2 separate regions of the Homo sapiens genome follow, and region 2 is linked to region 1. The links are chromatin loops, found by intact Hi-C in ENCODE. Cell type or tissue: HCT116. All regions are shown on one strand. Each heading gives the region's core, and the rest is flanking DNA. Links, peaks and the distances in the headings are about the cores only. Region 1 overlaps BAIAP2L1 (BAR/IMD domain containing adaptor protein 2 like 1). Region 2 has its middle 120 kb from the start of TMEM130.

Evidence for each region. Hi-C counts contacts between places; a loop is a spot of excess contacts. Peaks named below come from ENCODE experiments on the same cell type or tissue, not always from the same donor. Only the 100,000 strongest peaks of a DNase experiment are listed, where the experiment ranks them.
Region 2: a loop joins it to region 1, with 12 times the contacts of the local background. A loop is called at or near these places in 16 of 110 quality-filtered maps.

Annotation. Positions count from the first base shown.
Region 1 is chr7:98,288,022-98,299,796 of GRCh38, forward strand. BAIAP2L1 (BAR/IMD domain containing adaptor protein 2 like 1) reads right to left here. Exons shown (of 14, transcript NM_018842.5): 13 at 6,053-6,090; 14 at 3,629-5,575. The coding sequence ends at 5,500. It overlaps BRI3 (brain protein I3), which reads left to right. Exons shown (of 3, transcript NM_015379.5): 3 at 3,090-3,524. The coding sequence ends at 3,222. Among named protein-coding and RNA genes, the nearest start is that of BRI3, 12 kb to the left of the region's middle. RefSeq lists enhancers at 1-187, 7,055-7,284, 8,618-9,119 and a silencer at 7,893-8,007. In HCT116, for the core only: CTCF peaks have their summits at 3,870 and 7,000 (motif pointing right); a DNase peak (open chromatin) is centred at 6,990; H3K27ac peaks cover 1,116 bases.
Region 2 is chr7:98,740,058-98,751,832 of GRCh38, forward strand. No RefSeq gene overlaps it. Among named protein-coding and RNA genes, the nearest start is that of TMEM130, 120 kb to the right of the region's middle. In HCT116, for the core only: a CTCF peak has its summit at 5,848 (motif pointing left); a DNase peak (open chromatin) is centred at 5,834.

The DNA.
Region 1 (11,775 bases), core at 3,776-11,775:
CCCGGTGACACTGGGGACCACTCTGGGGGGTGCGGGCCTCTCCCCTAGAAGGATTTCTCAGCCGGTTCACCCTCCCTGTCTGCTTTTTCATGGGACATTTTCTAACCAGAATATACAGCCAGTGTGTTTCCTGGGATTTGACCGCAGATGCCAGGAAGAAAAGGGAAGAGGAAGCTCCCCTGAGAGGCCTGAGGCCACTGGCTCCCTCCAGCTCCCCCGGAACCTGTCATGGCCATCTGTGGGGACACAGCTGGTGCTTGGCCTTCCCGAGGCTCCCCCACCTCGACTGTGTGGTCTTGGGAGCTGTGGCACCTGGGGGAGAAGGTCCTGGAGCCAGGCAGGGCGTGCTGCAGTCGGCAGGGCTGGGCGGAGGTGTCCTGCCCAGTCTGGACTGGCAGGGGCAGCCCTGGGCAAGGCTGAACAAGTGTGGTGGCCTGACGACCTTCTGGGGCTTAAATAGGGGACACATTTGTAAAAGCCCACACAGGAAGTAGAAACTTTCCTGGCAGACTCTGGTCTTCTGCTTGGCTTTGCCTTGGAGCTTCATGGTGTGCCCTGCAGCCCAGCTCAGCCCCTCCACACAGACAGGTGGCGTTGTGTGAGTTTGGGAAACACTGGGTATAAGAGTGCTGCAGGACTTCTCAGAGCCTTTTGAGAACGAATGGACATAGGGACTGTAGGAGAAAAGTTTCCCAAAATCGGCTGAACAATCCCCCTTTTCCAAATGCATACCACTGTGTCTGGCTAATTTTAAATTTTTGTAGGGAGGGGTCTTTGTTGCCCAGGCTGGTTTTGAACTGCTGGCTTTAAGCGATCCGCCTCAGCTTCCCAAAGTGCTGCAGTTGCAGGCGTGAGCCACGGTGTCCTACTCCACTGGAGATTGCTGAAGGGACCTCCCTGAGTAGGCTAGAGGGAGGCAGGTGGGCATGAAGTTTTTTTCTTTTTTCTTTTTTTTTGAGACGGAGTTTTGCTCTTGTTGCCCAGGCTAGAGTGCAGTGGCACGATCTCAGCTCACTGCAACCTCTGCCTCCCAGGTTCAAGCAATTCTGTTTCAGCTTCCCGAGTAGCTGGGATTACAGGTACCCACCACTACGCCCAGCTAATTTCTGTATTTTTAGTAGAAACGCGGTTTCACCATGTTGACCAGGCTGGTCTCGAACTCCTGACCTCAGGTCATCCACCCACCTCGGCCTCCCAAAGTGCTGGGATGACAAGCATGAGCCACTGCACTTTGCAACTTTTTCTTTCAGCAGTGGAAAGCCCGACTTCAGAATATTCTGGTTTATTTTTCCATAATCCCCGGAGAAGCAGGGAACAGGTTCTGTGGGTGGGGTTTGGGCTCCCCAGCCTGCTTTGCCCAGCAGGGGTGGGGGCAGTGGCCCTCATGAGTCCAGACCCCCAGGAAGCAGCTGGAAACATCCAGGGGGCTGGGATGGGAGTAGGGTCCCCCAGATGGCCAAGTTTTCTCCCCTTAGCAAGGCACAGGTAGTCATGCTTCCCTGTCGCAGGCAGGCGGCTGCACTGCCTTGCTGTAGGCTCCCCTTCCCCCCTAAGCACCAGGTCCCATCATCTATCAGACAGCCCCACCCTGTTGTGTTTTTCTGTCCACTCACTCCAGCACTGGCTGGATGGGGGGTTTGGGCCCCCAGGAGGCCCAGAAGGAGCCCGTTGGGGTCTGCCTGTCTGGTGGGAGCAAAGCTTTTCTCATTTGGGCTGAGCTGGCTAGTGTGGTTAATTTCAGCTGTGTCCAGAACTTTCCAGAAATAGCCTAAGGAGCTGAGCTGAGCACTAGGCTTCTGGCTTCCTACTTTTAGGGCCTCTGAAACTGACAGTTGGGTTCGATGATGATTTCAGGTCACTGAACCTAGGCTCACTGGCGCAGGATTTGAGGGATGGCCTGCAGGTGTCTTTAGTCTGTTACAAACATTGAACTTTGTTGAAGAGGCGGCTTTGAGATCACATTTCTCAAAATAAGTGGCCTTCAGACATTGTGTGAACATGGCCGACTGTAGTCTCCCATTAACCCACCCCCGCTACCAAAGGAACGGAAATCGAATAAAAGCCCAAACCTGACTGGATCACTAAGCTGCTAGTTGCTCCTTTTCTAAGAGCAGATGTATGTGGCTTGTGGCACCAAAATGATCATGCCTCTCAAGGTTGTTTTTTTTTTTTTTTTTTTTTTTTTGAGACGGAGTCTCGCTCTGTCGCCCAGGCCGGACTGTGGACTGCAGTGGCACAATCTCGGCTCACTGCAAGCTCCGCTTCCTGGGTTCACGCCATTCTCCTGCCTCAGCCTCCTGAGTAGCTGGGACTACAGGCGCCCGCCACCGCGCCCGGCTAATTTTTTGTATTTTTAGTAGAGACGGGGTTTCACCTTGTTAGCCAGGATGGTCTCGATCTCCTGACCTCATGATCCACCCGCCTCGGCCTCCCAAAGTGCTGGGATTACAGGCGTGAGCCACCGCGCCCGGCCATCTCTCAAGGTTTTACTTTTTGAGATGGAGTCTCGCTCTGTCGCCCAGCCTGGAGTGTAGTGGCTTAATCTCGGCTCACTGCAACCTCTGCCTCCTGGATTCAAGCGATTCTCCTGCCTCAGCCTCCCAAGTAGCCGGGACTACAGGCATGTGCCACCACGCCTGGCAGATTTTTGTATTGTTAGTAGAGACAGGGTTTCACCGTGTTGGCCAGGCTGGTCTTGAACTCCTGAACTCAGGTGATCCACCCGCCTCCGCCTCCCACAGTGCTGGGATTACAGGCGTGAGCCACCACACACCCTGCCTTGCCTTTCAAGGTTAACTGATGAGTCCTTTCAACTGTTTTATTCTTCCCGTTTTCTTTGAATGTTACATGTAGTGATTAAATAACTATGGCCATTCCATGAACGGGTACGTGCAGCTGGTTCTTGGGGCTCTCCAGGCCAGTGGGCTGTAGCTGGGTGGTGGGGTGGGGGGCTGTTTTCTGTCACTCGCCAGAGGTCCCCATGTGACTCATGGCCACTGGTTGGTTATTGAATGCAAGGGTGGCAGGGGTGAGGGTTCTGGCTGCCCGGGTCCTTACGGTGCCACCCTCTCTGCCCGTCTCTGCTGCAGGGTTGGGGTGCTGGAGGACTGCTTCACCTTCCTGGGCATCTTCCTGGCCATCATCCTCTTCCCCTTTGGGTTCATTTGCTGTTTTGCCTTGAGGAAGCGACGATGCCCCAACTGTGGAGCCACCTTCGCTTAAAGGGAACACCAGGCCCGGCTTTCCTACACCCAGCTCTCTTTTTCTAATGTAAATGTTGTGTACAATAATTTTATTTGATTAAGCTTCAGGACTGTTTTGTAAAGCGAGGTGGGACCGATGTGGCACACGCCAGCTGCGGTTTCCCGGAGCGTGGAGAGGCAGTGCTGCTGCTCCCGCCCGAGGCTCATGACAACTCAATAAAGCACTGCTTTTATTTTTTGCAGTCTTCAATTTGAGAAAGGTGAGAAATAATGTTTTCAATAAATGAGATTCATACCATTGTTGACCTGGTGCTGCTTACTCGGTGCTTTCAGAGACCCAGGAAAGACTGGAACGACACCCCCATCGCTCCCCCGGCCAGTCCTGACCACAGTTGTATTCAGCAGGCGCTTACAGCTCAAGAAAATGTTTTCAAGTTCTGCTTTATTATTAAAGTTGTAATCCCTTGATATTTACAGAGCAGGCACCTCGGTGCCAAGGACCAGGCCATGCCCGTTCTGGTCTGGGAGGCAGAACCTGGGGTTGGGTGAGCCACGGGGTCTGCAGGTTGCATCCGAGACCCCCAGGTCCTATTCTTCCACCCCGTAACAAAACCAGAAACCTCCCCAAGGCAGAACGCCAAAGGCCAGGTGTCACCCACACCCCAGCAGTTCCCCTTAGCGCCAGATGGGGCTCCCTGAGCCCTGTGGCTGAAGTGGGGAACACGGCCATGGGGCTTGTGTGGACTGAATTCTCATGTGGCTGCAGCCCTTTCTGTAGTACAGACTGGGGTTGTTAACATAGTTCATGGTGCCTGCAGCCCCTTCATGGTGGGGGTGCCTGGTTTGTCCTCCCAGGAGAAGCAGATGGTAACACTGCTGGACCTGGCTGGAAGGAGCCTGAAGCATCGGCCACGTCCACTGGCTTACCTGCATGTAACCTTTCCCAATCTCAGCCTCATAGGATACTACACTTATGGCAAGGCTAAAGGAGAGGGGATAAGTCACAGCCCCAGCACCCAGCAACACACACGGTGAGCGGCCGGGCTGGAGTGCAGCAGCATGATCTGGCTCACTGCAACCTCTGCCTCCCGGGTTCAAGTGATTCTCCTGCCTCAGCCTCCTGAGTGGCGCCCACCACCACACCTGTCTAATTTTTGTATTTTTAGTAGAGACTCCTGACCTCAGGTGATCCCCCTGCCTCGGCCTCACAAAATGCTGGGATTCCCGTACCTGGGCCGGGCTGGGAATTTTAACCATGACTCTCCACTCCAAAATAGGTCCAGATCCTTGGCAGCCAAAGATGATTTCCAGCCCCGGGCTCAGGGCAGCCAGTGCGTAGTCCTCACATCCATACCATAGGGCCAGGTTCCGAGGGCATCATGGCTGCTAGGCTGAAAAACCCGCCCTTCTCCAGGCACCAGAGGTCATCCTGGCTTTACACGTATCCTTTGAGAGTCTGTACCTGATTCAAACACGGAGAAACCAGGACCCCGAGCAGTTTGAGTGTACTGGTAATGGATGCAGCTTTGGCCAACTAGCTGAGTGAGAACACAAGGAGCCGTGACTCCGACGCCCAGGCCTGTGTCCTGGATGGGCCGTGTGCAGCGAATCCGTTGGCGACTCCTAACTACCAAGAAAAGGAGCTCTCGGAGGAGATTTCGTCGAGTGCTACGTGTGGCTGTGATAAGGGCAGGCAAAGCGTCTTAGCACTCTACAGCTCTGGCGTGGTTGGAGGGAGGGTGGGGGTTTCTCCATCTCTGGAAGCTCTACACTTAAACATTTTAAGTTAAATTACATTTATATAGTATTTTCATAATTTATATTGCTTAAAATTATGATTTGCATGCTAAGATGCAAACTTACGTGATATCTTCTTTAGACATAATGCTATTAAGAGCACATGCTTTATAAAATAAAACTGGTCTCATTCATATCAGGTGCAGAAAGCCAGTCCTGAAAGCATAGACTATCCCTTATTCTGGCTGTTATTAAGGAAAAAATTCATTTAAAAAATACAGTAAAGATTGAAACCAAGTTTACTGTTTCTTGAACAGAATAGGAAGAAAATATTTTAAATGGCTGAGCTGGTCATTAGACTATTACTCATTTATCTTAAAGGCAGAAACTTGTCAACCCAACTACGTGAAACAGAGAAGCATGATTTGCTTAAGCAGGCGACATTAGAGTTAGGCCTCTCCACTGAAGCTTCCCGACCGTCAGCACGTGGCAGACAGGATGCGCCCATCATTCCGCAAGGGAGAACCGGAGAGGCCCGGGAGAGTCCTTGGCTGTCCTCTCATCGAATGATGGGTGCCGAGCGATCATTCGTCACAGTCGGGCGGAGTTTCACAGTGGCAAAGGGGTTTTCTCCGCTGCAGGGGATAAGAAAAATCTTTCAGAACTTCTGCTCTACGAGGGAAACTGGATTTTAACAGTGCTAATAACCCGTTCTTGCCCTGTGAGACTGGGCGGCTGACCACCTCCCCAGCTTGTACAGGTCCCAGCAGCGTTTTCTGAGTGTGAAAGTTTTGTTCAGTGATGATTCCTACACCATACCACCTGCTGCAGAACGATCCCAGGTTTTAAGCGTTCTGGACGTGGGCACCCACACCTCTTTAGTCCTGCATTGTGTGTGACATGGGGGTCACTCTGGGGTGGGGAAGCCCTGCTCCCAGCGTGGTCTAAAGTAGTTGGTAAAGCGAGCAGGGGGCTGCACTCCCCCATGGCTCCACAGGCCGAGGCCTTTCTCAGGCTGGACCCCCTGGGCTGGGCACCGAAGGCCCTTCCGGGGGACACTACAGGGAAGAGCAATGTCACACACTGAGGCTCACGTAGGAAGCCACGCCTACCTGAGAAAAGGCGGCTTTGCAGTCCCGTTGGCATCGTTCTGTGAGAAAGATAAAGAAGTTTATGGAGGGCTTAGAATTGGTCTTTTAAAAATTATTTTAGGTAGAGATGGGGATTTGCTATGTTGCCCAGGCTGGTTTCGAACTCCTGAGCTCACGTGATCCTTCCACCTTGGCCTCCTAATGTGCTGGGACTACAGGTGTGAGCCGCTGCGACTGGCCTGTATTGGAGATTTTTAATAAGACCCGAAGGTAAAGACATCTAAAACATAAGGGATGTTTAAAAGTGCCCTGTCCCAATCTGTTAGACTGTCTAAATTCACTTGGAAGAATAAGGCAAGAACAGAAAACGCTCTGAAAGGCGGTAGCGGCCCTCCCAGGTGTCAGAGCGTGAACAGAGCATGGCACTGCCTGCGCGGGTCACCCGTGATGTCGGGAGCTCACATGTGAACGAGCCGCCTGCTAAACTCGGAAACAGTTTCACAAAATGAAGCTTGAGCAACAGAGCGACATCACAGAAGAAAACATTTGTGCCAAACAGAACCTCTCAGACTCGGGGCAAACAGAGATCCCACAGGTCCTCAGCCACGGTCTTTTGAACGCAGAATCTAGTGACTGGGATGTGCTTTTTGGGAGCTGACTCCTGAAGCATGACAAAGAAACAGGAAATAAAAATAAAACCCCACTGGCTTTGGGGCTGCTAGAGCCAGGGATCTTGTAGGAAGCTCAAACTGAGGAAAAGAGAAGGTGGAACCAAAGTGCAAAGGTGCCTACAGGGCTCGGGTGGGGAGCAACTCCTTCCAGCACCTGCCACCCAGGGCGAGCCAGGGCCAGGTGTGTGCGCGCCTTCTTTCCCTCACTCCAAAAAGCCTGGAGGGTTTAACACTCTTTCCTGCCTGCACACAGGGAGTGGAGTCAGGCAGCCGCCCAGGAGAGGGCAGTGTAACACTGTGTAACCAGCCTGTGGCCCGGCCACACCGTCCTGACAGCCCCAGGAAGCGTCCCAGCACCCCCAGGGGGTCTCAGGGAGCACGCAGACCTCTCAAGATTGACTTAGGGGAGGCCCTCTCATGCCCGATGCCAGCGCTAGAGCGCAGGCCGTTCCTGGACATGGAGGCCCAGGCCAGGCCTCCTCTGGGATGGCCTCCACTGCATGTTGGGTGTACAGGCTGTGGAGACGGAAGGCAGTTTGGGAGCCCCAGGGCTGTGCCTGAGACCTGTCCCACCCTCCCCAGATCCCCTGGGCAGGGCATCTGGGGCCAATTCATTGTCTGCTTTTCATCACTGGAGCACAAAGCCACTGACCTGCCTTGCACATCCTACAGGGCTTTAAATGGCCGCAAAAGTGACTTCCTGCGGGGCACTCAACGCTTCCCTAGCAGGCCTCAGAGGAAGTCCTTGCTGGTGTGAGGTGCATGCTCTGCGATTATGATGGGCTAATTTATGATTTAAATGCACCAGGGTGCCTGTCGCATGTGCTCACGGTGCTGGCATTCGTGGACTCTGTTGCAGAAGGGCCATGGCTGGGCCTGAGGCACGATTCATGCCAATCCTGACTCCACTCTGCCCTCCCCTCCTCTCCCACTGGAGTCATCTGACTCCTTGGGGCCAACACCATCTCCCTCACATGTGCAGCTTATGCTAGGGGAAGGCGCTTCCCAAACTAGAAACCAGAAACACCCTCCACCCACCCCAAGCACACCCCGGAGCTTGTTCAGAGCCTCCTGGGCCCCCACGGGACTTTAAAAAGGTCCCAGTAAATCCTCACAAAGAACGCAGCAAGAAGCACCGACTCCTGCCAGGAGGACTGAGGAGGAAAAAGAACGCTTAAGATGACAGCTGGAAGCCACTCAGTGTTGGGCCAACCCCGTGCACGCATGCCTGGGGCCCAACAATCCTGCTCCCTGTAGGAACAAGCAGGGCACACACCCATGGGCACCGAGACACTCGGGCAGCCCTGGAGAAACAGCCCAGACCAGAAACACCAGACGCCCGTCAATGGGAGAGTCAGAACCAGCTTCTGTGCAGACAGCAGGTCACCACACAGCACTGAGCGACTGTCCCTACGGGGCCACCCCAGACAGCCATCTCTGTGCCAGGGCTTGGGGAGTCTGGTGTTGGAGAAGGGATGGTCACGGAGGTGGGCCATGCTGGGTGATCGTGGGGGCCGGGAACGTCCTGCTGGGTATACGGAGTCACATCATGAAAATTCATTGTGTGCTTTTCTGTCTGTGGTATTCTGTAATACAATGTTTACTTTAAAATATGTATTGGGCCAGGGACAGTGGCTCATGCCTGTAATCCCAGCACTTTGGGAGGCTGAGGTGGGCGCATCACCTGAGGTCGGGAGTTCGAGACCAGCCTGACCAACATGGAGAAACCCCGTCTCTACTAAAAATACAAAATTAGCTGGGTGTGGTGGCGCACGCCGGTAATCCCAGCTACTCAGGAGGCTGAGGCAGGAGAATCGCTTGAACAGGGAGGCAGAGGTTGTGGTGAGCTGAGATTGCACCACTGCACTCCAGCCTGGGCAACAGAGTGAGACTCCATCTGTAAAAAACAAAAAAACAAAAAACCAACAAAACAAAAACAGAAACAACAAAAACATATTGGACGTGTTCAGGCAGATTTCCCGTTTAACATCTGCATGTTTCTCAGGGACCTGAAACCCCAGCACTCCTTCTGGATACAAGGCTGGCAGGAGCCTCTCTGCCTCCCTCTCCACTGCAAAGGAGACCCACGAGGGCAGGGGCTTGGCACATACGGTGCCTCTTATCTGGTGGCCCCCAAGGGTCTCACAGCATCCTCCCTGCGTCCCTGTCTCAACCGCATACCTCACACTCAGCCCACTGTGGTGGTCACTGAACATAGACCTGCCCTCCTCTCTGTTCCCTTTCCTTGCAGTGGGGGACACCTCCAAGCCACAGGCAGCACTGCCACCGGCACCCAGGGCCCCGCGGGCACTGCCTGCTGCATGTCCTGTGTCCCCAACAAGACAGGAGACCACTAAGGCCACGAAACCAGCAGCCACTACGAGAGTGGTTGGGCTGCAACTGGAGACTATAGAGCGAGGCCACCAAGCGGCTGACTGCGGCCAGGGTGGACACATCTTGTGATCCCCCATCTCCCGCAAGAATCCAAGAATCCAAAATGTGTGTGTGGACACTGGCTGACCACCCATCACTCGATGCCTGGTCCACACCCCCTTCCCGACTGTACGGAGCTTCCAGGGTGCCCACCACATAGCCATGCGCCCAGGTTGGGGGACTAGTTGACCTGGCTTTCAGAGGGGTCCCGGGCAGCTCGGAGCACCGAGCACCACTTTTTCCCTTGGGCTGCAGCAGAGAATGCTGGTGGCCCTCACTGCAGAGGGCAGGACAGAGTGAACAGGGCCAGTGCAGGTGGCCTTGCTCCTGAGCAGAATGGAACAGCCCTAAGGAACATTTCCAAGCCAGCTGGAGGCCAGTTACTCGCAACAAAAGTGGCCCTCACTGACACCTGTCTTCAGTGTGAAAACCCATTCCAGTCCTCGTCTGTGGCCCGGACTTGTCTTCCAGTTCACTTCTGATCTAGTTCAACCCCTTTATTCTCAAAAGGGGGACGCTGAGGCCCAAACAGGGAAAAGCCAACTGCTCCGAGCCACTGGGATCTTTTTGGAAGCCGAGGCACCCATGTTGTGACGCAAACGAAGATGCGTGCAGGCCTGCACCGGGGGCACTGGCGGCTCTCAGGAGGGGCTCACGCCACGTGAGGGCGCGCTGTGAAATGCAGGCTTGCTTTTACAAAGGAGAGCTGTGTGCTTATTTAAAATGTTGGGAGGGAGCCAATACTTCCTCACTTGGAACTGCAGTAGAAAATACGTAAATTAAAAAAATTCAGGCCGGGCACAGTGGCTCACGCCTGTAATCCCAGCACCTTGGGAGGCCAAGGCAGGAGGACTGCCTGAGGTCAGGAGTTCAAGACCAGCCTGGGCAACATAACAGGATCTTATCATTGTTAATAAAAACTTAAAGAGATATCACGTGACCTGTGGCAAACCCCTAGCTTGAGTCCTGGCAAGTCTCCCCTGCCCCCTTGGGAGAAGCCCCTGCTCTCAGATCGTCTAATAAGACGCGCCGTCACAGGACAGCTGTGGGGCTTCCCAGGTGAGTGGGATGCTCTATGGACACCTAAGGTTAAGCATTCCAGTGTCACACGACCTGTAACTCACAGGAGCTGGATATAAAACCATGTATAAAAATGCTTTTAAAAAACATTAGGGGCTGGGTGCGGTGGCTCACGCCTGTAATCCCAGCACTTTGGGAGGCCGAGGCAGACGGATCACAAGGTCAGGAGATCGAGATCATCCTGGCTAACACGGTGAAACCCCATCTCTAATAAAAATACAAAAAACTTAGCCAGGCGTAGTGGCGGGCGCCTGTAGTCCCAGCTACTCGGGAGGCTGAGGCAGGAGAATGGCGTGAACCCAGGAGGTGGAGTTTGCAGTGAGCCGAGATGGTGCCACTGCACTCCAGCCTGGGTGACAGAGCAAGACTCTGTCTCAAAACAAAACAAAAAAAACATGAGGATGCTTTCCCAGCTCTCATGGATCCCAGTGTTTGGCCTGGGATATAACACAGCTTTCCCCAACATCATCAGCTGGTTTAGGCATTTTGGTTAGGGAAAGCTAAGTTATTAATCGAGGTGGACATAAAAAGGCTGAGACACATAATTCCAGGACTGTGTCCCCAGCCCTCAAGGGTGCCAGAGGCCCCCGGGGCTTTCAGGTGGCAAAGGCTGCCATTGTTTTTGAGACAGGTCTTGCTCTGTCACCCAGGCTGCAGTGCAGTGGCACAATGACAGCTCACTGCAGCCTCGACCTCCTGGGCTCAATCGATCCTCTCACCTCAGGCTCCTGAGTAGACTACAGGTATATGCCACCATGCCTGACTTTTTAATTTTCTGTTTTTTGGTGTTTTTTTTGAGATGGAGTTTTCCTCTTGTTGCCCAGGCTGGAGTGCAGTGGCGTGATCTTGGCTCACTGCAACCTCTGCCTCCCGGGTTCAACTGATTCTCCTGCCTCAGCCTCCCGAGTAGCTGGGATTACAGGCGCCTGCCACCATGCCCAGCTAATTTTTTTTGTATTTTTAGTAGAGACAGGGTTTCACCATGTTGGCCAGGCTGGTCTCAAACTCTTGACATCAGGTGATCCACCTGCCTCGGCCTCCCAAGGTGCTGGGATTACAGGTGTGAGCCACCACGCCTGACTGGTTTTTTAGTTAATTTTCTATATAGACGAGGTCCCACTATATTGCCCAGGCTGATCTGGAACTCCTAGGCTCAAATGATCCTCCCGCCTCGGCCTCCCAAAGTGCTGGGATTACAGGTGTGAGCCACCGTGCCCGGCAGGCTGCCATCTTTTGAGCCTCAGCCATGGTACCTGCTTCTTGACCACCACGTTATGGATCAAGCTTATTTTTATATATAGAGAGAGATGGGTCCTTTCTCTGTCGCTCAGGCTGGACTTGAGTTCCTGGGCTCAAGTGATTCTACCACCTTGGCCTTCCAAGTAGCAGGGATCACAGGTGTGAGCCACCGTGCCCAGCTAGAGCAAGTTTTTAAATGGAACACTGTACTATTTTGTATGATCTATTCCTAACTGTCCAATGTGGCAACCACTAGCTGTATATGGCTACTTAAAATAAAATTTGCCGGGCGCAGTGACTCACGCCTATATTCCCAGCACT
Region 2 (11,775 bases), core at 2,353-10,352, 450 kb after region 1:
CCTGGAGAGGAGGAGCCCATGGCCTCACAGTGAGTCCAATGGGAGAATCATGTGATGGACACTGGTGATTCTCAACACCCAGCCACCAGCCCCGTGCCTGGTCGACAGGGGCACTCAGAAAACGTTTGCCACCTGAGGTCAGGAGTTCAAGACCAGCCTGGCCAAGATGGTGAAACCCTGTCTCTACCAAAAATACAAAAAGTAGCCGGGCGTGGTGGTGCATGCCTGTAATCTTAGCTACTCAGAAGGCTGAGGCAGGAGAATTGCTTGAACCCAGGAGACAGAGGTTGCAGTGAGCTGAGATCACACCACTGCACTCCAGCCTGGGCAACAAGAGCAAAATCTGTCTCAAAAAACAAACAAACAAACAAAAACGGGCCGGGCATGGTGGCTCAAGCCTGTAATCCCAGCATTTTGGGAGACTGAAGTGGGTAGATTACCTGAGGTCAGGAGTTCAAGACCAGCCTGACAAATATGGTGAAACCCCATCTCTACTAAATACAAAAAATTAGCAGGGTGTGGTGGCACGCGCCTGTAATCCCAGCTACTCCGGAGGCTGAGGCAGGAGAATCACTTAAGCCTGGGAGGCAGAGGTTGCAGTGAGCCGAGATTTCTCCACTGCAGTCCAGCCTGGGCAACAAGAGAGAAACTCCATCTCAAAAAAAAAAAAAAAGAAAAAAAGAAAAGAAAATGTTTGCCAAATGAACAAATAATGAATGACAGCTGTGTCCCGTGCTGTCTGTGAGCACTTTCAGAAACAGGATCACAATAAATAAATAAATAAATAAATAAATAAATAAAAATAAACACTGATGCATGGGCCCCACCCTAAAGAGTCTGTGATTGAAGTGCACAGCCTGGATTGGGAACAGCTGTCCTGGGGAGAGATGCATACATCTGGGAAGAACATTGCAGCTTCCTGACCCGCAGGAAACACCCACCACCTTGGTGTTAGAGGCAGATAGGGATGAAAAGGAGGATGTGTGCTGGTCTTGTCTTCAGTTCCAGAATCTGAGCACCACCCCAGCCATGGGCGGAACGTTTTGAGATGACAGGTGTCACCTCCAGGTTCCCATCAAGTATCTAGGGTGGGCCTGGGAGGTGGAGGTTTTGTTCAGATAAATACACCACCTGCAGAGCATCCATCCGGGCTCTCGAGATTCAGGAGCTGGGCCGAGTTTAGGCGGAAAGAGGCGGCTCTCTCCAGCTCTTCCTTCAGCTGTGACCTCTTTAACCATGAAGGACCATGAGTGCTAATCCCTGCTATTTAGGATCAAAAGGGCCTAATCAGCTGCAGGCAGTCACAACTCTCTGTTCATAGGAGAAGGGTCTCCAGGAAGCGGTTGAGGAATGAATTTTCCCTCTCGGAGCTAGTGCTGGCATTACTGGGACTTGCGGCTGCCCCGCCAAGGGGCCGTCTGTCATTTCAGATCTGCCAGAGTCACCCCACATGAAACGTGTTTGGATATTCTGAGTCCTGCTATGCAGCAAGCACTAAGCTGAGCCCACGAGACAACGTTGAGGGACCTTGGTCCAAGGTGGGTGTCCAGCTGGGAGTGAACCACGCCAATGCTACAGGAGGGATGGACACCAAGGAAGAGAAAAAGAGGGGTAAGTGGTGATAACTAAAAGTCTGACACTTTTTTTTTTGAGACGAAGTCTCGCTCTATCGCCCAGGCTGGAGTACAGTAGCACAATCTCAACTCATTGCAACCTCCGCCTCCCGGGTTCAAGTGATTCGCAAGCCTCAGCCTCTGGAGTAGCTGGGATTACAGGCGTGCGCCACCACACCTGGCTAATTTTTGTATTTTTAGTAGAGACGGGGTTTCACCATGTTGGCCAGGTTGGTCTCAAACTCCTGACCTCAAGTGACCCACCCACCTTGGCCTCCCAAAGTGCTGGGATTTACAGGCAGGAGCCTCCATGCCCTGCCGCTCAGCTCCTCTTAAAATCTATGTGTTCTGTGAAGTTTAATTCGCACCTTCCTGGGATGTCTGTGATATCTTCCCCAGGTGACCCGCAAATAATTTTACCTGGAAAAGAGGAGCCCGTGGCCTCACAGTGAGTCCCATGGGGGAATCATGTGACAGGCACTGGTGATTTTCAACACCCAGCAGCCCAGGTACCCACATGGATGGGACGGAAGCCTGGGAGTTGGCTCCTGAAAGAGGAAAGGTTTCACAGCTGGACACAGATGTCACACTGATGGGGCAGTGAATACAGCAAAGGAAACAGCCCTCAACCCACTGAGACAGAAAAGAGCAGGATTTTATGTTCAGGTTGGGGTGGCCGAGGCAGGCATGAACCTGCTTGCAGGGGCCTTGAGGCCAGGCTGAAGACATGGGATTTTATCCCAAGAGCAGTAGGGAGTCTTTGAAGGGCTTGAGTAGAGGAGTGACAAGAACAGGTTGGCATTTCAGAAGCGTGGCTGGCAGGCAGTCATCCTGCTACCACTGGGCAGTGGCTAAAGTGCAGTTTCTCAGATCCAAAGGTCAGGCTCAGATTCTGCTTTGGCAGCTCCCTGGAGGTGCACCTTGAACAAGTTCCTTCCTTCCTCCAATTCCCTAAAATGCAGATGAGTATGCCTCCTGCCACGTGTAGTGGGGTGAGCATTAAGCCTGATAATGCGTGAAATATTGTGGCACCGTGCCTACCACGTGATGAACTCCCAATAACTCCCCCTTCAGCTCCTGGTACAGTCCCTAACATACCCTGATGCTTAGAATATATGAATGAACGAATGAATGAATGAAGTTCTAGGTATATTTTATAAACATAGGACCTAGGAAGGTCAGGTCAAAACTATGGCCCAGGTGCCAAGAGACAAAGACACAGTGGCATATTAGTGTACATTAACCATTAATGACCAAAATAATGACCCCAAGCCCTCCAAGAGACTGTCTTGGCTTCATTAAAGCTCTCTCATCAGAGACACAATAAATTGATGGCCCAAGCTGATGTTCTTTTTGGGTTTTACCATATTTTATCATATTTCAATTATTTTTTTTAGACAAGGTCTCACTCTGTTAGTGCCGTGACATGCTCACAGATCACTGTGGCCTCAACCTCCTGGTCTCAAGCGATCCTCTCACCTCATCCTCCAGAGTAGCTGGGACTACAGGTGTGTACCACCACACCTGGCTAATTTTCTTTTTTTACTTTTTGTAGAGACGGGATCTCACTATGTTGCCCAGGCTAGTTTTGAACTCCTGGGCTCAAGCAATCCTCCCACCTCAGCTTCCCAAAGTGCTGAGATTACAAGCATGAGCCTATCGTGCCCAGCCTCAATGATTTTTTAATTCTTATATTAGTCATTAAGAGAAGCTTTGTGCATTAACAAATAACTCCAACATCTCAGTGACTTAATACAACAATGATTTCTTTCTCGCTCATCGTGTATATCCAGCATGTGCAGACAGGGCCAGGAGGAAAGGCTGGATATGCTTTCCTCCACACAGTCACTCAGGGATCCAGGCTTATGGAAGCCTTCTCAATCATCAAGACAAGGGAAGAAGAGAGACTGGAGAATTGAGACATCTGTTCAGTGCCTTGGCACAAAAGGGACATATGCCACTTCTTTTGTCTGTTTTTTGCTGTTTTTAATGACACTTCTTATACTATATATCATTGGCCAGATCTAGTTGCACAGACTGGCCTACTGTCAAGGATGTGGCATCCTTGTGCTAGGAAGGAGAGGAGAATGGGATACTGGTGAACACTAGTGATGTCCACTCCAGTTCTTAATCACCATTTTGGTTTATTTTTCCAGCTAGAACAACAACAACAAAAAAAAAAAGCTAGAATTTTTTTTTTTCTTGAGATAGTCTTGTTCTGTCGCCCAGGATGGACTGCAGCAGCGTGATCTCGGCTCACCGCAAGCTCCACCTCCCAGGTTCACACCATTCTCCTGCCTCAGCCTCCCAAGTAGCTGGGACTACAGGCGCCCACCACCATGCCTGGCTAATTTTTTGTATTTTTAGTAGAGACGGGGTTTCACCGTATTAGCCAGGATGGTCTTCATCTCCTGACCTCGTGATCCACCTGCCTTGGCCTCCCAGCGTGTTGGGATTACAGGCGTGAGCCACCGCGCCCTGCCCAAAAGCTAGAATATTTAATCTGCACTTCATTCAAAATATCTGCTGCAGCTATGGGTCAAAGTTGTGGTGATCAAGCCTGAACCTTTCTGCTTCCTCCTGTTCAGCAGGAGAGTGAGTTTTGCCTGAATGACCACCCTATTTCTGTAGCTTACAGCCGTGCAGGCAGAGAGCATTACAGATCTCTTGTGGACTTTGCTCTACGCTTCATGCTTGGATTTTATGTCCACATTCATATTGATGATAAAGTTGTTATTTCTTTATTTAACCAATTCTATGTCTATGCATACATGTTTGAATAGGGATTGGGAGGCTAAGTTCATCTGACAACAGCATCTTTGCTTGATATTACAGTGAAGCTTATAACATCAGTTGTGCTGATTTAACAAAATGTATAATGTATTCAGCAGTTGATGACTTCAGCCTAATTGAACACAAATTTATTATGCTATCCAGGGTTGTAATTAAAACACGGTAAAATTAGCCCATCAAATACCGTATACACATGCTCTCTCGCAAAGCCATCAATGGCCTTTGTTTCGCCTATGGTCAATTACATTTTCAAAGTGGAATCCTCCCAAGAATTAGGCAGATGAATCAGGATGAAAGGAAACCCAACCGAGGGTTTAAGGCTGCTCTGCCCTGACAAGGAAACACTCTGAAGATTGTCTTCAAACAATGAGAAAGCTAATTTTCCTACGTGGTGATTTTGGGGTATCATTAGTCTTCTATATCACTTATTTTTTTTCTCTTGGGAAGGAGTCTTGCTCTGTTGCCCAGGCTGGAGTGCAGTGGCCCAATCTTGGCTCACTGCAACCGCTGCCTCCCGGGTTCAAGTGATTGTCCTACCTCAGCCTCCTGAGTAGCTGGGAATACAGGTGCCCGCCACCGCGCCCAACTAATTTTTGTATTTTTAGTAGAGACGGGGTTTCACCATGTTGGCCAGGATGGTCTTGAACTCCTGATCTCGTGATCTGCCTGCCTCAGCCTCCCAAGGTACTGGGATGACAGGTGTGAGCCACCATGCCCTGCCTAATTTTGTATTTTTAGTGGAAGCAGGGTTTTGCCATGTTGGCCAGGCTGGTCTCGAACTCCTGATGTCAGGTGATCCGCCATCCTCGGCCTCCCAAAGTGCCGGGATGACAGGTGTGAGCCACCACGCCTGGCCTTCCATGTTATTTTAATGATCGCAGAACTGTGGAAAACTGGAGGTGGCTCAGATGTAATAAAAGGGAATTGTCCGTGTGTCCTTGTCAGGAGTCCAAGCCATGCAGGAAAGAGAAACAGGACCTCCCTCCCTCCCCGAAACCAGTTCCTTAATAATGACCCTGAAAAGGCGGATCAGCTGCAGGGAGAGTCATCCTGTGGGCTTCATGAATTCTAATCGCTGTTGGCGATACAGTGACACATTCTACCATTTAGACCATTCAGGTCTAAAACTACATTTTGGGTCTAGAAACACTCCTTTCATAAATATTTTAAAACGAAGAATTAAAGAAGTTCAGGAGAACAATGGCGGAGGTGGAGAAGCTCTGTTCTCACCGGCGGGGTTTCACAGTGCATTTTTGTCAGCCTTCTGCCATGGAAGAGTGGAGAGGCTCCTAGCTCCAGCTCAGAAAAAGGAGAGGAAAGGAATATGAGCTAATAATGAGGTGTCTGGCTTGTTCCCTCTTGTTTGGGAAAAGAACACTCACTTATTCCAAGAGGAGGCTTTCTCACCTGAGCCAGGCTCACTCTCTCACCACGGCGCCCCCTGGTGGTGTGGGCTTGTATCCAGCGGTAGCCAAACTGCAAGACCTCAGCTATGTAAGTTCAGGGGTTTCTCAAAACCACCCTCAGGTTTTTGGTTTGTTTTTTGTTTTTTGTTGTTTTGTTTTGTTTTGTGTTGTGTTGTGTTGTGTTGTTTTGTTTTGTTTTTTTGAGACAAGGTCTCACTGTGTTGCCCAGGCCAGAGTGCAGTGGTACAATCACAGCTCACTGCAGCCTCAACCTCCCAGACTCAAGCAATCCTCCTGCCTTAGCCTCTCGAGTAGCTAGGACTACAGGCGTGTGCTACCATGCCTGCCTAATTTTATTTTATTTTTTTAGAGATGAGGCCTCACTATGTTGCCCAGGCTAGTCTCTATCTCCTGGACTCAAGTGATCCTCCCACCTTGGCCTCCCAAAGTGCTGGAATTACAAATGGAAGGCACCGCGCCCAGCTAATTTTTCTGATTTTTTTGTAGAGTTGGGGTCGCTCTTTGTTGCTGAGGCTAGTCCATAACTCCTGGACTCAAGTGATCCTCCCACCTTGGCCTCCCAAAGTGCTGGAATTACAAGGGGGAGCCACCATCCCCAGCTAATGTTTTTATTTTTATTTTTTTGTAGAGTTCAGGTCTCACTTTGTTGCCCAGGCTGGTCTCAAACTCCTGGGCTCCAACGATCCTCCCACCTCAGCCTCCCAAAGTGTTGGAAGTATAGGCATGAGCCACCACACCCAGCCTCATTTATAACTCTGTAAAGACCCCGTTTCTAAACAAAGTCACATTCTGAGGTCCTGGGGTTTAGAATTTCAACATATGGATCTAGGTATGAGAGACAGTTGATCCCAGGACATAGCAGTGTGCAGGCCTGGATCATAGCCTCCCCTGCCAGGGGCTGGGGCCTTTCTACCATGGAAGTGTCTCCCCTACAAGGCCCCTGTCTCCCTTAAAGCAGTTCTAGTTTGAGCCTAGAGAGGTAGCCTCCCCACTGGACCCTGGGGCAGGGGCTTTGACCCAGGACATTGCTGCAGATGGTGCCTCTCACACTTTCTCTGCAGCCTGTCCCCTCTTAGACTCTCCCCAGCCAAAAGTCTCCTGTAATCAGGGGTCCCATCCGCTGCCAGCTGGGATGGGGGCTGTGTCTGTGATCATCTGACCTGCTGGGATGAGGGGGCAGTTACATGGGGACACATCAGCAGAGCAGGAGGACCACCAGGGTGGCCAGCCTGTGGATCTTACAATCCAACCAGAAGTCAATGCCTTGCTCTGAGCAATACGGTTCTTCTCTTTAGGCAGAGCCTTTTCTGAAGGTGACTTAGAAGGTTCCACACCCTGTAGGCACATCCCCTGGGTCTATTCCAACCTTGTTCCTTCTCATTGTGCAAAGTGGAGAGTGTGCAGGTGATTCTCATGTCTGCGGACAACAGCTTGGAAGAGCCAGGAATTGCACATCTGTTCACCATCCAAACCCGAAGAGCATTGAATTGTGTTCCTCCCACGCCCCGCATCCATTTGTCTCTTGACAAATTGTGGGCTCCTATCTAAATTAAAGAAAGGTGCACCAGACTACTCATTCTCAATCAAAGGCAAATGTGCACACCTTGTGCCTTTGAAGCTAGGCTTCCTGGCTGCATCTGCAGGGCTCCTTCAAGGTTGTGGGTCCTGAGGAGTTACTGTGAAAAAGGGAGCAAGCCACACAGCCTGTCCCCAAGTCTTGCAGGGTTAACCTGTTAACCTGAGGTTAACAGGTTAACCCTGAGGTATAGAGATGAGGCTGAAGGACAATCTCAGAGAAAGAAAAAACAAACTAGCAACTGCCTATACTAGGTCAAAGGCAGATGTGGGCCCAAGGGGACCTGCGCAGCAGCTGTTCTGCATTTGGGTTAGAGTGGGTGGGTAGAGGGTGAACAATGAGAGAACAATGCCACTCAGGGAACTTATAGTTATTACCATCATCGCTGCAATTTATTGTAGGTTTGTACCAGGTTGAGCACTCTCTCATCTCCTTCACTTTGCACAACCTCCCTGCAAGGTACGTATTATTACTGCCTTGCGGATGAGGAAACAGAGAAGTTAAGTGACTTGCCTAAGGCCAAGGTCAAATCTCAAGGTCAGTGTTGCAATTCACACTCAGTTCTGCCCAATCCCCAGCCTATGTTCCATCTAGCTGCTGTGTTCACGGTGTCCCATCTGGATGGAGTGAGACCCTGCTGCAAAAATACAGAGAGAGGGAGGAAAGGAAGGAGAGAGGGGAAAGAGGGAAAGAAGGAAGGAGAGGGAGGGAGGGAGAGAGGAAGGGAAGGAGAGAAGGAAGAGAAAGAGAGGGAAGTAGAGGCAGGGAGGGAGGGAGAGAAAGAGGGAAGAAGAGAAGAAAGGAAGGAGAGAAAGGAGAAAGAGGGAGAGGCAGGGAGGGAGAGAGGAAGGAATGGGGGAAGAGAAAGGGAAGGAGAGAAGGAAGGAAGAGAGAGAGGGAGAGAAGGAAGGAAGGGGAGAGAGAGAAAGGGAGGGAGAGAGGGAAGTGTAGAAGGAAGGAAGGAGAGAGAAAAAGAAAAAGAGAGGGCTGGGCACGTTGCCTCACACCTGTAATCCCAGCACTTTGGGAGGCTGGGGCAGGTGGATCACAAGGTGAGGAGTTCAAGACCAGCCTGGCCAAGATGGTGAAACCCCATCTCTACTAAAAATACAAAAATTAGGCAGGCATGGTGGTGGGCGCCTGTAACCCCAGCTACTCAGGAAGCTGAGGCAAATAATTGCTTGAACCTGGGAGGCAGAGGTTGCAGTGAGCCAAGATCGTGCCACTGCACTGCAGCCTGGGCAACAGAGCAGGACTCTGTCAGAAAAGAAAAGAAAAGAAAGAAAATGTTCAGACAGTCCCCACTTCACAGTGGCTCAACTTATAATTTTTCAACTTTGCAGTGGTGTGAAAGGGAAACCTATTCGGTAGAATCCATACTTTGAATTTCGATCTCGTCTGGGTCTAGTGCTATGCAGTCCAATACTCTCTCAACGCTGAGCAGCTGCAGCTCCCAGGAAGCCATGTGATCACCAGGGTAGACAACCAATACCCTACAGTGTTCTGTGTCGCCAGGTAATTTTGCCAACTGGAGGCTAAGGTAAGTGTTCTGGGCACTTTTAAGGTAGGCAAGGCTAAGTGGCGATGTCTGGTAGATTAACATGTATTAAATGCATCTTCTGTTTATGGCTTTTTCAATTTATGATGGGCTTACTGGAGCATGACCCCACCTAAGTCAAAGAGCATCTGTGTATCACAAACTCTAGGGGAACCACTAAGAAAACAAAATTAAGTATAAATGAGATGCTGTGAGAGTAAACAAAAGGAAATAATAAAATGCTTAATTAAAACCATACGGCTGGGCGCAGTGGCTCACTCCTGTAATCCCAGCACTTTAGGAGGCCAAGGTGGGAGGATCACCTGAGGTCAGGAGTTCGAGACCAGCCTGGCCAACATGATGAAACCCCGTCTCTACCACAAAAAAAATAAATAAATAAAAATACAAAAATCAGCCAGGTGTGGTGGCACATGCCTGTAATCCCAGCTACTCAGGAGGCTGAGGCAGGAGAATCACTTGAACCCAGGAGGCGGAGGTTGCAGTGAGCCGAGATCGTGCCATTGCACTCCAGCCTGGGCAACAAGAACAAAACTCCATCTCAAAAAAAAAATTTTGTTTTTAAACTACAAAAATTAGTTGGGTATGATGGCGTGTGCCTGTAGTCCCAGCTACTCGGGAGACTGAGGCAGGAGAATCACTTGAACCTGGGAGGTAGATGTTGCAGTGAGCCGAGATTACACCACTGCCCTCCAGCCTGGTTGACAGAGTAATACCCCATCAAAAAAATAAAAATAAAAATAAAAAGATAAAAACCACAGGAGGCAGAATAATAAGAAACAAAGTGCAGGCTGGGTGCGGTGGCACACATCTGTAATCCCAGCACTTTGGGACGCAGAGGCAGGAGGATCACGTGAGCCCAGAGGAGTGTGAGACCAGCCTGGGTAACAAAGTGAAACCCCATCTTTACTCAAAATACAAAAAGTAGCCTGGAATGGTGAAGGGCAACTGTAATCCCAGCTACTCAAGAGACTGAGGCACGAGAATCGCTTGAACCTGGGAGGCAGAGGTTGCAGTGAGCCGAGATCTCACCACTGCACTCCAGCCTGGGCCAAACAGCAAAACTCCGCCTCAAAAAAAAAAAAAAAAAAAAAAGAGAGAGAGAGAAAAGAAACAAACTGCAAAAATTAGAAACAGCTACAAACATGGCAGATATTAATCCAACTATAGAAATCATCATTTTAAAGGCAAATAATATAAATGTATCGTTTAAAAAACAGAAATTGTCAGAGTGGATAAAAAGGTAAAACAAGACTTAACAATATGCGATCTACAACATACCCACTTTAAATACAGAAACTCCACTCGGTTAAAAGTAAAGGAACGTACCTAGATCTGACACCTAAAGCACAAAACAACCAAAGAAGAAAACAGACAAATTGAACCTCATCAAAATTTAAAACTTCTGTGTTTCAAAGGATACCATCAAGAAACTGAAAAGACGACCTAAAAAATGGGCAAAATGTTTGCAAATCATATATCTAGATAAAAGTCTAGAATTCAGAAAACAAGAACTCTTACAACTCAACCATAAAGAAGAAAGCTAACCCAATTTTTTGAATGGCAAGAGATTTGGATGAATATTTCTCCAAAGAAGGTATACACATAGCCAAGAAGCCCATGGAAAGATACTCACCATGCTTAGTCATTAGACTATTAGAGATACTTACCAACGAGACAACGCTTCATACCCACTAGGATAGGTAATGAAAAAGATGAACATTAACAGGGGTTGATGGCCAGGTGTGGTGGCTCACGCCTGTAATCCCAACACTTTGGGAGGCTAAGGTGGGAGGATCACCTGATCTCAGGAGTTTGAGACCAGCCTGGGCAACATAGAGAGATCCTATCTCTACAAAAAATTAAAATAAATTAGATGGGCATGGTGGTGTGCACCTACAGTCCCAGCTACTCAGGAGGTTGAGGTGGGAGAATCACTTGAACCCAGGAGTTTGAGGCTGTAGTGAGCTATGGTCATGCCACCACCGTCCCACCTGGGCGACAGAGCAAGACCCTGTCTCTAATACAAACAAGCAACAAAAAGCAAGTGTTGGCAAGCATATGGAACATTTCTTTTATATATATATATTTTTCGAGATGGAGTCTCACTCTATTGCTCAAGCTGGAGTTCAATGGCATGATCTTGGCTCACTGCAACCTCCGCCTCCCGGGTTGAAGTGATTCTCCTGCCTCAGCCTCCCAAGTAGCTGGGATTACAGGCATGCGCCACCATGCCTGGCTAATTTTTTTTTTTTTTTTTTTTTTTTTTTTTTAAGTAGAGACAGGGTTTCACCATGCTGGTCAGGCTGGTCTCGAACTCTTGACCTCAGGTGATCCACCCGCCTCGGCCTCCCAAAGTGCTGGGATTACAGGCATGAGCCACCTGGCCAGGATATGGAACCTTTCTAACTCCCATTCGCTGCTAGTGGGAACAGAATATAGCACAGCCACTTTGGAATATAGTTTGGCAATTTCTTATTGTAGTTTCGTCTCGCTCTTTTGCCCAGGCCGGAGTGCAGTGGCGCAATCTCGGCTCACTGCAAGCTCCGCCTCCCGGGTTCACGCCATTCTCCTGCCTCAGCCTCCCGAGTAGCTGGGACTACAGGCACCCGCCACCACGCCCGGCTAATTTTTTGTATTTTTAGTAGAGACGGGGGGCAATTTCTTAAGAGCTAAGGGACATAAGACTTCTACTCAGAACACTGTGAAATATTATTGAGAGAAACCAAAGACCAAATAAGTGGAGATCCAATGTGTCTGGAGGGAAGTGGTGATGAGCGGGGCTGGGGCTGCTGATGAGAGCTGCATACC